Regions from separate parts of the Homo sapiens genome. Here region 2 is linked to region 1. A link is an interaction called in ENCODE POLR2A ChIA-PET data of the cell type or tissue named here. Cell type or tissue: GM12878. All regions are shown on one strand. Links, peaks and the distances in the headings refer to the core of each region. The heading gives the core; the rest is flanking DNA.

Region 1 (7,620 bases), core at 2,373-4,872:
GATAAATGTGAGAGAGAGAGACTTTCTATTTTTGTATCTTTTAGTAAGTTAAAAATTTTTTTTACTTTTAATTTTTTAATTGGCAAATAATAATTGTACATATTCATAGGGTACATGGTGATGTTTCAATAGATATAATATAGCGATCAGATCAGGGTAACTAGCATATTCATCACTCAAATGTTTACCATTTCTCTGTGTTGGGAATATTTTGAATTTTGAATGATATAAATAAATAAAATGTTTTAAAAAATCTGTGATAAATTTTAAAATTTATGTTTAAAACATTTTAACAAATTTTGTCTTTCAAAGTAGAACAGCTAGTCAGCTGTTCTACTTTGAAAGTAAAAAGAATTTGCAACTAACACAGCAGAATGACCACAAACATTTGCATCCTCTTTCTCCTGAAATCTCACTAAAGTGACAAGGTGTAAAAAAGGTATGAATCCACAACCAAGGAAAAAGACAATGGGATAGGTGTCAAAGGCTGAAGTCTGGGTAAATAGAACAAAACTAGAGCAAAATTATGATATGTGCATGATAGAGTTGCTGGATCTTTGGAAAATATATCAGTATGTACGCAGAAAAGGAAGCAAATGTGCAGGGAAGGCTGACGACTGCACTAGGCTCAGCACTGAATAACATCCACATGGTCAGCAGTAAACAGTGCCCAATGATTTAGCCAAAAGTTGTGATGGGAAATGGCAGAAGTTGTTTGAGCATGTGTGTACCTATGCGTGTGCACCTATGTGTGTGCACTAGGTCCACATCTAACATGTAGAAAGTGAGTAGGTCATGTCCAAAATTTTTTAAATCAAGAGAGGTCTGTGTAAGCACTTTATTTATAAACAGAGAAATAATTACTAGAAGAAACTACTTTAAAAAGGAGGGGTATGAAGATGGCAATCTCTGGGGATTGGAACTAGGGTGTAAAAAGTAGGGCAAGGGGCTGGGCATGGTGGTTCACACCTGTAATCCCAGCACTTTGGGAGGCCGAGGTGGGCGGATCACTTTAGGGTCAGGAGTTCAAGACCAGCCTGGCTAATATGGTGAAATCCTACTAAACATACACAAATTAGCCAGGCGTGGTAGCCCACATCTGTAATCCCAGCTACTATGGAGGCTGAGGTGGGAGGATCGCTTGAACCTGAGAGGTGGAGGTTGCAGTGAGCTGAGATTGCATCACTGCACTGTATCCTGGGTGAGGTGACAGAGTGAGACTCTGTTTCAAAAAAAAAAAAAGCACAAGGACAAGCTTTTTTTTTTTTTTTTGAGACGGAGTCTTGCTGTCGCCCAGGCTGGAGTACAGTGGCGCGATCTCGGCTCACTGCAAGCTCTGCCTCCCGGGTTCATGGCATTCTCCTGCCTCAGCCTCCCGAGTGACTGGGACTACGGGCGCCCGCCACCATGCCAGGCTAATTTTTTTTTTTTTTTCATATTTTGAGTAGAGACAGGGTTTCACCATGTTAGCCACAGAGATGGTCTCGATCTCCTGACCTCGTGATCCACCCGCCTCGACCTCCCAAAGTGCTGGGATTACAGGCATGAGCCACCGCGCCCGGCCGCTTTTTTGACTCTTTATTTTATTATTATTATTTTTTTGAGACAGAGTTTTGCTCTTGTTGCCCAGGCTGGTGTGCAATGGCGCAATCTTGACTCACCACAACCTCTGCCTCCCAGGTTCAAGCAATTCTCCTGCCTCAGCCTCCTGAGTAGCTGGGATTATAGGCATGCACTACCATGCCTGGCTAATTTTGTATTTTTAGTAAAGAAAAGGTTTCTTCATGTTGGTCAGGTCTTGAATTCCCGACCTCAGGTGATCGGCCCTCTTTTTCGACTCTTTAAAGACTATGTTCAAAGTAATCAATAAAAATAAGTTCATTTAAAAAACTAGAAAGAAGATATGAAAATGTATATTAATCTCTAGTGGAAGCTCTAATTAAAGAGAATAACAAATGATGGTTAACAGAAGTGGGAAGGCACAATAAAGTTTTCCTCCTGATTAAGAAAAGAGAATCACCAGTCTGATTGGCCTCTCTTGCATCTCTAAGTCACAAAGATAATAAAGAACTCTAAAGAGAAGGAAATACCACCCTTTAGCAGGATACTTCAGTTGTTACGTATGTGAGACCTTTTATTATGATGGAAGCTAACAATAATTTCAGCTCTAAGAATTCAGGAAGTTGCACAAACTGGGGAAGTTGGTTATTAAATAAAGGAAGTATGGGGAACTCAACTGAATAGCTGGGCTGTCTTTGTAATTAGAGTAAATGATTACGTCTAGCATGCCAATTTGATATTTAGCTTCTCTAAAGCTCCAAAGTTTTGTTAACTGTGAACAGGCCCCAACAAATTTATAAAGATTCAGGATGAGTGAATGTTACTTAGGCCTGAGGAAAAAACAGGGTTAGACGAAAGAGCTACCGAAGCATCCTGCTAAAGGGTGATATTTTCTTCTCTTCAGAATTCTTTATTATCTTTGTGACTTAGAGCTGCAAGAGAGGACAATTACAGATTGGTGATTATCTTAATCAGCAGGAAAATTTATTTGTGCCTGACCACTTCTCTTAACTATCATTGACTGTTTTCTTGAAAATTTGTAAGAACCATACCCAGTGTCTACCTCTTTAAATCAGTATCTAAATAATATATCTGAACACTAAGATGATGCCAATATATTTCCTTAAAGTGTTTTCTAATTCCCATCTTGGAGGGAAAAAAGTAAAAACACGTGAATAATCTATATTTACTGACAGCCATATTTAGTGGAAGCCATTTGGATGATGAAATATTATTAATAAATACAAACACAACAGCAAAGACACTAATACTGAAGGTTTTCAATATGCCTTGTACAGTCGTAAGCACTTTACATGCATTCATCCATTAATGTTCCCAACAATCATTTGAAGTGGATACCACTGTAATTCCTTGAGAGAGAAGCTGAGGCACAAAGAGTTGAGGAACGGAGGTGAAAATATGGCCCAAGATGACAGAGCTGCCATGTGGCGGGGCAGGACTGCAAACCCGCATGCTCAGTCACTCTGCTACATGACAGCGCACCTGGCAGCAGTGCCTCGGAGAAAATAACTACCGGAATCATACTAGCTTTGCAAATCCTAACCCTCAAGATAGCAAACTTCACAGTTTCAAGTATATAAGGTCAGCCTCACTCCAAAAGAAATCTTTCTCATGGACTCCAAGGTCAGCATAAGGAGAGGAACTCTGCATCCCACATGCACAGCCAGCATCCCCCACTGTGGCTAGCTGGGCTTCACAGGGACTGCTTTGTTCCTAGTTGATATCTTTGTTTAGTATGTGGAAAAGGGAGGTAGTGATGTTAATGAAATTCACGAATGATTCTAACTTGAGGTGCTGCCAACATTAGGGATAACGGAAAAGCCATATGAAAGAAAATGAAGAACTTGGATTTTAATGAGTTTCAGTTTTTTAACCAGTGATTCTCAAACACCTCCACTCCACAACATCTTTATAGGCTACTGCAAGCCCCCTAAATCTCTTGTGCTACTACACTCAAACAAATAAAACAAATCCAAAAACACAGCTGGAGACACAGTGGCTCATGCCTGTAATCCCAGCACTATGGGAGGTTGAGGTGGGTGGATCACTTGAAGCCAGGAGTTTGACTAGCCTGGCCAACATGGTGAAACCCCGTTTCTACTAAAAATACAAAAATTAGCCAGGCATGGTGGCGTACACTTGCAATCCCAGTTTCCTGGGAGACTGAGGCAGAATTGCTTAAACCCCGGGAGGAAGAGGTTGCAGTGAGCCAAGACTGTGTCACTGCACTCCAGCCTGGGTGACAGAGCGAGACTCTGTCTCAAATAAAATAAATAAATAAGAATAATAATTAATTAAATAAAAAATAATTTAAAAAACAGCACTGGAAAGCTTACAGTCAGCTGTGCTGGGCTGCCTCTATCAAATACCTGTGAATGAATCCCAGAGGGGAAGGAGTGAGAGAGCAGAAGTCAGGAAAGCTGTGCCTTAAGAACACCATGATGATCAAGGTTCTGGAGTACGTACAGAAAAAAAAAAAAAAAAAGCTGCCCTAATACTGACTGAAGGCATAAAGAAGGAAGGGAAAGAAAACGGCAATTACTGCTGCATTGAAAGTAATCACTGCCCTAAGCATTCAGCGAAACTTATAATTCAGCTGATCACGGGTAAGAAATAAAGAAGCCAGGCGTCATTCATTTAATTTTCTTTATGTAGCTTTCAAAGAGTAAAAAAGCACATAAATATTCTCTTTATGCTATCAAAAGAAACAGTTACCAGTAAAAAGAAAAGAGGGGCTTCGGATATCCAAGAAAATAATGGGTACTTCTCTGTCCGCCAAATTTAGGTAAGAAAACAAAACATTCCTCACACCTCCTGAAAGCCCTGAGATGGGTGGTCCAGGTAGGAGGAGAACCACCTGAACTTCAGGTTTATTTTTCCCCTAAGTTTTCTACTGACATTTCACCTCAAGCCTATGCAAAGAAAAGCTGCAGAATCAGCAGAGCTGACTGACTTGTCAGGTTCTCACTAGTTTAGAAAAAGCCAAAGGCTTCCACGGAGAGTTGCCACCTGGCCTAAAGTTCTGGCAAGACAGGGCTGATCTTTCACATCCTCCAAGTGTCCTGAGAAAAGCTTGGTGGGCTAGGAGATGTGCCCTGTGTCTGGGGCACCAGCCAGTGACAGAGGCAAGGTGGAAACTCTTCCTCAGTTCTCCATTTTTTCCTTATTTATTTTTATTTTTATTTTATTTTATTTTGAGATGGAGTCTTGCTCTGTAATCCAGGCTGGAGTGCAGTGGCGTGATCTTGGCTCACTGCAACCTCCACCCCCCAGGTTCAAGCAATTCTCCTGCCTCAGCCTCCTGAGTAGCTGGGATTATAGGTGCACACCACCACACCCAGCTAACTTTTATATTTTTAGTAGAGACAGGGTTTCACCATGTTGGTCAGGCTGGTCTCGAACTCCTGACCTCATGATCCACCCACCTTGGCCTCCCAAAGTGCTGGGATTACAGTCGTGAGCCACCGCACTCGGCCCATTTTTTCCTTATTTAACCCTAACAGATGTCTTGATGACATGATTAGGCAAGTCTTTGTGATAGGTGCTCCAGGCTAGCAGTGGCTTGGAAAAAGCGATCATTGTGAAATGAGCAAACATGACATGCAGGACTTAAAACTGTAGTGTCACATGGAAACCAAACAGAACTACTGTAAAACTCTTCCAAAGAATTCTTTCCTAAAATATGAAAATACACACATAAACACTCTGCCTATAATTTCAGGGAGTTATCCAACCTAATCAGGCACCCTGTAGGGTTCTACACAGGGGTTAACTTGACATTAACCCTTCAGGTTAAAATCCTGTGTTTAGTGAGATATAACAGGACACTTGTTTTTTTAAATTTAGAGACAGGGTCTTACTCTGATAACCAGACTGGAGTGCAGTGGCATGATCATGGCTCACTGCAACCTTGAACTCCTGGCCTCAGATGATCCTCCTGCCTCAGGCTCCTGAGTAGCTGGGACCACAGGCAAGCACCACCACACCCTGCTAAAATATTAAAAAATGCTTCGTAGAGACAGGACCTTGCTATGCTGCCTAGGCTGGTCTTGAACTCCTGGTCTCAAGTAATCCTCCCCCATCTCAGTCTCCCACAGTGCTGGGATCACAGGTATAAGCCATTGTGCTCATCCTGGACATCTGTAAATAGAGGGAAAGCCTCTTAAAAATCTGTTTCTGCAATTAAAAGAGGTTTTTTTTCTTTTTCTTTCCTTTCTTTTCTTTCCTTCCTCCCTCCCTCTCTCTCTCCCTCCCCTGCTTCCTTCCTTCCTCTCTCTTTTTTTTTTTTTTTTTGAGACAGAGTTTCGCTCTTGCTGCCCAGGCTGGAGTGCAGTGGCGCGATCTCAGCTCACTGCAACCTCCGCCTCCCAGGTTCAAGCAATTCTCCTGCCTCAGCCTCCCAAGTAGCTGAGATTACAGGCATGCACCACCACGCCCGGCTAATTTTGTGGTTTTAGTAGAGACAGGGTTTCTCCATGTTGAGGCTGGTCTCGAACTCCTGACCTTAGGTGATTTGCCCGCCTCACCCTCTCAAAGTGCTGGGATTACAGGCGCGAGTGACTGCACCCGGCTCATACACTGAATTTTTAATTTAATTTGTTTTTTTTTTTTGAGATGGAGTTTCCCTCTTCTTGCCCAGGCTGGAGTGCAATGGCGCAGTCTTGGCTCGCTACAACCTTTGCCTCCCGGTTCAAGTGATTCTCCTGCCTCAGCCTCCCAAGTAGGTGGGATTACAGGGGACTGCCACTGCACCCGGCTAATTTTTGTATTTTTAGTGGAAACGGGGTTTCACCATGTTGGCCAGGCTTGTCTCGAACTCCTGACCTTAAATGATCTACCCTCCTCAGCCTATCAAAGTGTTGGGATTACAGGTGTGAGCCACTGCATGTGGCCTGAATTTTTAATTTTAGTTATTCTACTTTTTACTTTAAGACTTTCCATTTCATTTTTCAAATCTATTAGATAATTGTTGTTTCCCATTCCCTGAAGATATTTTCAAACTTATCTTGTATTTCTCTAAATATAATAAGTATGGTTACTTCATAATTTCTATGTGACAATTCCAACATCTAAAGTCTTATGCTTGCTGGGCATGGTGACTCACGCCTGTAATCCCAGAATTTTGGGAGGCCAACGTGGGCAGATGATTTGAGGTTGGGAGTTCGAGACCAGCCTGGCCAACATGGTGAAACCCAGTCTCTACTAAAAAATCCAAAAATTAGCCAAGCATGGTGCTGGGCGCTTGTAATCCCAGCTATTCAGGAGGCCGAGGCACGAGAACTGCTTGAACCAGGGAGGTGGAGGCTGCGGTGAGCCAAAATCGCACCACTGCACTCCAGGCTGGGTGACAGAGCGAGACACTGTCTCAAAAAAAAAAAAAAAAAATAGTGTTATGCTTGGTTATTTTGTGACTATGTACTAATTATTAGCCTTAAATAATTACATGGAGAAGGAAGAAATGGGGAATTATTGCCTAATGTTATAGAGTTTCTGTGTGGGCTGATGAGAAAGTTTTAGAAATAGTGATAATGACTACATTATCAATACAACTAATGACACTGAATTGTAGATTTTTAAATAATTAAAATGGCCAACTTTATGTTGCTATACATGCATGCATGCATGCATACACACATAAAACCGCAATAAAATATTTTTTAATTATTAAAAAATTTAAAAATTAAAGTAAAAATAAAAAATGACAATGAGGATTCTTCGAGGTCTAGGATGAAGGGGCCTTCTTCCATAGGAGATATGCTTTCATTTCTGCAAGACTCTTATAGACACTACAGGTATAGAAACATTTTAAATTCTAATTCCCTGCTTGAGATTTCCTGAATCCCAATAAAGCAAGTCAGCAGAAGAGGTCCATTCCGTGATCATAACCTCTCAAATACAAGTTTTCTTTTTCTTTTCCTTTTTTTTCTTTTGAGACAGAGACTTACTCCGTCGCCCAGGCTGGAGTGCAGTGGCGCAATCTCGGCTCACTGTAACCTCTGCCTCCTGAGTTCAAGTGATTCTCCTGCCTCAGCCTCTCGA
Region 2 (6,141 bases), core at 488-2,987, 680 kb after region 1:
CTAAGTTCACATTCCCAAGCCCACTGATCGCTTCCACCCTCATTCCTACCCATACCTCCCAATTCTCAATGAAGTCCATGGAGAAGCGCACCCACTCGAGTACTCCCTAGGCTCACGTGGCTTTAAGTTCTAGCTCCTCACACACTTCAGTGACATCTGGGCCCTGTGCTGAGAGCCCCGGCACTTTGCTCCTGCTAAACAATGACTGATCCATGGGGACGACATAAGAGCAATATCCAGCAGGAAGGAACGCAGTGACATCTGTGAGTACTGCCTCTAGCATACAAAAACAGAACTTTTATGTGCACCTCAAATCTTACTACAAAATCTTTTGGGCCCATCCTCTAGGCCAACTCCACTTACTCCTACCCACTTTGCACTCTCTCCTTCAGCCAGACTCTCTCTCTTACTCGTACCGTACACACACATAAAAAGAAATGTCCTCCCCTCCTCTTCCTGCCATAGCCAACAGCAACTCCCAGTCAAGGTCTAGTTCAGCCCCCACTTCCTCTTCCTCTGTAAAACCTTCTCTGAATACACCACCCCACCCCTCTCTGAGCTCTTTCTCTCCTGAACCACATGGCATTCCTGCTTCTTAGCACAGGTTAGTGTCTATGCTATCATCATGTAGACACCTGTCTCAAGTCTCTCCCTCAGGTGATTGGGTCATGCTTCTCCCAAGATCACAAATTCTCAGAAGGTAACAGCAGTATATCATTTTATTTTCCTTCTTTCCTTCTTTTTTTTTTTTTTTTTTTTTTTGAGACAGGGTCTTGCTCTGTCACCCAGGCTGGAGTGGGTGCGATCACAGCTCACTGCAGCCTCGATGTCCAGGGCTCAAGTGATCTTCCCACCTCAACCTCCTATTAGCTGGGACCACAGGTGCACACCACCACACCCAGCTAATTAAAAAAAAATTATTTTGTAGAGACAGGGGTCTTGCTGTATTGTCCAGGCTGGTCTGGAACTCCTGGGCTCAAGCAATCCTCCTGCCTCAGCCTCCCATATTAGGATTACAGGCATGAGCCACTATGCCTGGCCACGTTGTTTTCTTAAGCTCATCACCAAGCAAAGAGGGGCACTGATAAACCCTGGTTGGAACCAAGGTGGTAAGATTTTCACTCTAACTTCCAATTCCCTGGAGCAAGGCAAATTGTCAGAAAGTTGGATATTCTTCCATTCAAATGGAGAGAAGTGCCTATGGCCAGCCTGTGAAAATGAACACAGGTGGCAGGTGCCAGGCTCAATGGCTTCAAAGAGCTTTCACTCAGTACACTGGCCAGTAACACAGGTGCTTACTAGTCAATCATGATGTGGGAGTAGGGGGACAGTGGTCAAATGGGAGGGGAGAAGCAGCCCAAAGAAATGCATGCTGCTGGCAGGTCTTCCCAGGGACCTACCCTGATGATCAAAGCTACCTGTATGGGGTTAAGCCTCAATCAGCTAACATAAGGATTACCTAGTTAATAGGTACCAGTAATCCATAGGCCCCTACACAGTACAGTAGCCATGTTTTGAAGTACCTGCCCAGCTCCTTCTTGGGAATTGCTCCCCCTTCCCTATCATGACTGATGGAGCCAGACACTGGACCCAAGTTGAGCCTGTTACATTGCCTCTCCCAGAAACACAGAGTTGGAATACCAAGAAACTGAATCTAACAGTAATGGGCAGAAGGGTCAGGAGCTACAGCAAGTGAAAGTCACATACAAGCCCTTAGTAACAAAGGGACAGAAACCATAAGTAAATAGAGGAAGGAAGCAGAACACAAAAAGAAGCAGAAGTGGGAGGGCATGCAGCTTAGACAAAAAGACAGACAGGGGGCCGGGGCAGCGGTGCACACCTGGAGTCCCAACTGTGTGGGAGGCTGAGGTGGGAGAACTGCCGAACCCAGGAGTCCGGGCCTATAGTGCACTGTAATAGCATCTGTGAATAGTCACTGCACTCCAGCCAGGGCAACAGAGTGAGAACTTGTCTCTAAAAAAAAAAAAAAAAAAGACGAGAAAATACACAGAAGAGACAGAGGGGTGAGAGATAAGAGACAAGGAGGCAGAGACAGAAGAGGATAAAAGGAGAGAAACACAAAAAGGTGGAAATAAACATGGAGAAAGAGACTGTCTGACAATATCCTGGCAGTGCTAACTGTGCTTCTGGTTTGCAGCTCCAAGGGGAAGAGAAGCTGATACACTCCTCAGACCCACTAACTGGCACTGGGTCTCACTTCTGATCCTTCTCCTTCCTTCTATCCTGCCATAAATGTCCTACAGGTTTGGTCCTCTCTGTGCACAGGTAAATATTACACACAGTGGAAATTCAACTATGTGCTAAACTAATGAATAAAGAAGGCTGCTTGTGGAAATGCCTGCAGAGTCCATTCCAATAGACCAGCTGGAAGGATACAAAAGCACCTGGTCAGAGTGGCTCCTCTGGGGAGAAAGACTAAAGCTGTGGAGAGGGAAGGAGACTTTTTCCACTCTGTGGTTTACCATGGTTTACCGTGAACATACGCCTCTTTCTAGATAAAAATAAAAATAGTTCGTGCTCACTTCAGCAGCACATATACTAAAATTGGAACGACGCAAAGAAGATTAGCATGGCCCCTGAAAATTTTTAAAAGAATTTGTTTAAAAATAAAAATGGTTCATTAGCAACAATGTAGCACCAGAAGGCAGAGCCAGGGTAGTGTGAAGCTAGGAGGCACCTAGGGCACAAAATTTAAGGAGGCACTCACTCTCAGGGGACCACATGCCGGAACCTGAGAGTGAGTACGCCCTTCAACGCTGACCCCAGGCACCTCGTTTGCCTCACCCTACTATCAGCCCTGCCAGAGAACAGAGAGCTCCTAGAACAGTCTGTCAAGCAGAAGCCAAGTCCCTTGACTGTTCTCCTGATTCTAATTAAGAAACAAAATTTCACCATCTGATCCTTACTCCTCTATTGCTTCCCAGAACTCCCAGCCCCCCTAGCTTACCATAAACTATCAGAGTTCAAACAAAGTCAACAACTGGGCCTTAAAGCCAGATGCTAAGATTCAGCTACCACAATTAAAACATCCAAGCCTTCCCTCTTCTCCTGATCTCATTTCCTTGCTGGACAAGCCTGCACCAAGGAGCGTGGGACCCACGTGAGGGTCTTCAAGGCTCTCTGGGAGCTTATTGCTGAGAAAGGAGTACTCAAATGGCAGATCCAAACTGAAAGCCAAAGCAGAAACAAATCCCCAAAGTCTCTGTGGCAGACATGGCTAGTTATCTTCCTCTATCTGTTCTTCCCTTTTTCATTCGTAATAGAAATTTTAGCTGAAGGCATGGCTGTCCAAAATAAAGCTGACATTGCCCAGCCTCTCCTGCAGGTAGGTACGGCTGTGCAACCAGGTTTTCTCCCGGGATGTATGCAAATATTTCATATAAGACCTCAGAAAGTGTCTTTAAATGGGGGAGGCAGTGTCTTTGTCCTTCTTGTCAGTTACAGTGCAGACATGACAGCTAGAGCTTCAATAACCATCCTGGACCACCAGCTAGAAGTCACAGGCTGAGGATGGCAGGAAGACAGAAGGAATAAACCTGGCTCCCTGAAGAACTGAAGTCATCCAAACCACACTGCCTCCTTTTAACATGTGAGAGAAACAAACATCAACATGTTTGAGCCATGCTGCTAAAGGTTTTCTGTTGTCTGAAACCCAAGTTAATAGTGAATAACATATGCACCCTCTCGCAGAACTGTGCCTTTCATACTCTCTTTCTGATGAGGAGATTGCCTGGCAATCTGAAGCTGTACTCCCAGCTACGCTGACAGTAGTCACAACTCTCTTTTCCCACAGGCAACAGAGAGCGGAGGGAAACCTTCCAATTCCTCCCAGACAGGCTGAATGTTATAAAGGGGCATTCAAGGACAAAGGAGTGCAACCGTAAACAAAAAATAACAACAAAAATGTGGAAGAAAGGCCGGGCGCAGTGGCTCACACCTGTAATGCCAGCACTTTGGGAGGCCGAGGCGGGCAAATCACAAGGTCAAGGGTTTGAGACTAGCCTGGCCAGTATGGTGAAACCCCGTCTCTACTAAAAATACAAAATAATTAGCTGGGCATAGTGGCGTATGCCTGTAGTCCCAGCTAATCAGCAGGCCGAGGCAGGAGAATCACTTGAACCCGGGAGGCAGAGGTTGCAATGAGCCAAGATCACGCCACTGGACTCCAGCCTGGGCAACAGAGTGAGACTCCATCTAAAAAAAAAAAAATGTGGAAGGAAGAAAGGAAGAAAGGCAGGGTAGGGAGGGGACAACTACAAGACATTCAGGAGTGAAATGCTCTCCAACACTCCAGGGGAGGTAAACCCTTCCAAATGGGGATCCCAGAATCAGTGGCTACCTCCTGGGATGTATATAAATATGTAATGTATGTGTCTTTTTTTAAAGTATCCTTGTTTTTTTGTGGTTTTTTGTTTTATTTTGTTTTTTAAGAGACGAGTTCTTGCTATGTTGCCCAGGCTGGTCATGAACTCCTGGGCTCAAGTGATCCTCCTGCCTTGGCCTCCCAAACTGCTGAGATTACAGGCATGAGCCACTGAGCCTGGCCAGTGTCTTTGTTTTTAATTACACAAATACATTTAGTCCCATTATGAAAGCATTCGAACTATATATAGGGTTGGAGTCTTGAAACAACTATGATCAAGACCCAGTCCTCCCTAGCCCCGTATCACTCTCAGAACAAGAAAGTTGTCTGTCCATAGCAACTAGCCAAAATGAGGAGCGTATCTTTTCTACTGAGAACTCTGACCAGGCCTGGGTCCAAGAGAGCAGGAAAGCATGGAAACAATGGATACTCAGGGATCATACAGTGTTTCTTCTTCCCTCCAGTCTCATCCTTCCCAGTCTCCCTCCTTCTCTTCCTCCTGCTCACTGTCACCCTTGCCAAACAAACTCAGGGGGAATGGAGTCTCAGCTGTGAGCAGGCGCTGGGCTTTGATGCCGCTGTGTCAGCAATGAACTACTTCCATGTTGAAATCTTCAAAGCAAATACTTTCCATTGATGTGTATAAGCCTACACAAGAGGGAGGATCCCGAGGTCAAAGCCCACAAAGCTAAATGGGCTGACAACACCCAAGGCAGAAACACCACCCTTCTGCAGTCAAATCAAGTACTCTTATAATACTGGGCACCTGGGTTACTGTGAATCCTGCTGGTCACCTAGGCAAAGAGGAGACCCTATGTACCTACCTCAAGAACCAACATTTCTCCCCATTAGTCCCACAAGTGAGTATGAGCCCCTAAACTTACTGAGTTCAGTCAGCAGCCTGTGGCCCTGCCTCACCACATAAGATTCCAAAACCCCAGAACACATATGAACAGAGTGCACCCTTAAGACAGAGTTTCTCAACCTCAGCACTATTGACATTTTAGGCCAAGTAAGTCTTTATTGTGAGAAGCTGTTCTGTGCATGGTGGTATGTTCAGCAGCACCCCGACCTCTACCATTAGAAGCAAAAAGCACCCCCTTCCAGGAGTTGTGACAACCAAAAGTGTCTCCAGATATTGCTAAATGTCTCCTGGAAGATAAACTCCCCTCTGGCTGAGAACCACTGTTCTAGGATAATTAGTAGGTAAAATAAAATAGCCTGAAATCTGCAAAAAGCTGCTTGGATCTCCTTGCCAGTATAACCTGGGAAGGGGATGGGGTACAGCCAGAAAGCCAGGATCTGAAAGTGCAGTGCCTTCAGAGGCCAGGAAAGTAATATGAGTGAGCAAAGGCAAGAAAGTCTGGGGATAATACAAGAAGTGGAGGACTACAGTGGACTGGGGAGTCCATACTCCATTTAAAAGGAGCCACAGCCGGCTGGGCGCCGTGGGTCACGCCTGTAATCCCAGCACTTTGGGAGGCCGAGGTGGGCGGATCACGAGGTCAGGACATCAAGACCATCCTGGCTAACATGGTGAAACCCCATCTCCACTAAAAATACAAAAAATTAGCCAGGCGTGGTGGCAGGCACCTGTTGTCCCAGCACTCAGGAGGCTGACGCAGGAGAATGGCGTGAACCTGGGAGGCGGAGCTTGCAGTGAGCCGAGATCGCGCCACTGCACTCCAGCCTGGGTGACAGAGCAAGACTCTGTCTCAAAAAAAAAAAAGGAGCCAGAGCCCTCCACAGAGGCTCAT

What was found. ChIA-PET counts read pairs that join two places held together with the same protein. Peaks named below come from ENCODE experiments on the same cell type or tissue, not always from the same donor. Only the 100,000 strongest peaks of a DNase experiment are listed, where the experiment ranks them.
Region 2: POLR2A ChIA-PET joins it to region 1 with 5 read pairs; 2 of 35 experiments call an interaction of 5 or more read pairs at or near these places.

Annotation. Positions count from the first base shown.
Region 1 is chr16:68,956,744-68,964,363 of GRCh38, reverse strand. The region is part of intron 14 of TANGO6 (transport and golgi organization 6 homolog); the gene reads right to left. Among named protein-coding and RNA genes, the nearest start is that of TANGO6, 120 kb to the right of the region's middle. In GM12878, for the core only: no CTCF peak of the experiment used is centred there; no DNase peak of the experiment used is centred there.
Region 2 is chr16:68,280,713-68,286,853 of GRCh38, reverse strand. All of the region lies in intron 3 of SLC7A6 (solute carrier family 7 member 6), which reads right to left. It also overlaps the pseudogene RNU6-1262P. Among named protein-coding and RNA genes, the nearest start is that of SLC7A6, 19 kb to the right of the region's middle. RefSeq lists a silencer at 194-488 and enhancers at 2,493-2,632, 4,814-5,108. In GM12878, for the core only: no CTCF peak of the experiment used is centred there; DNase peaks (open chromatin) are centred at 1,753 and 2,726; H3K4me3 peaks cover 2,115 bases; H3K27ac peaks cover 2,500 bases.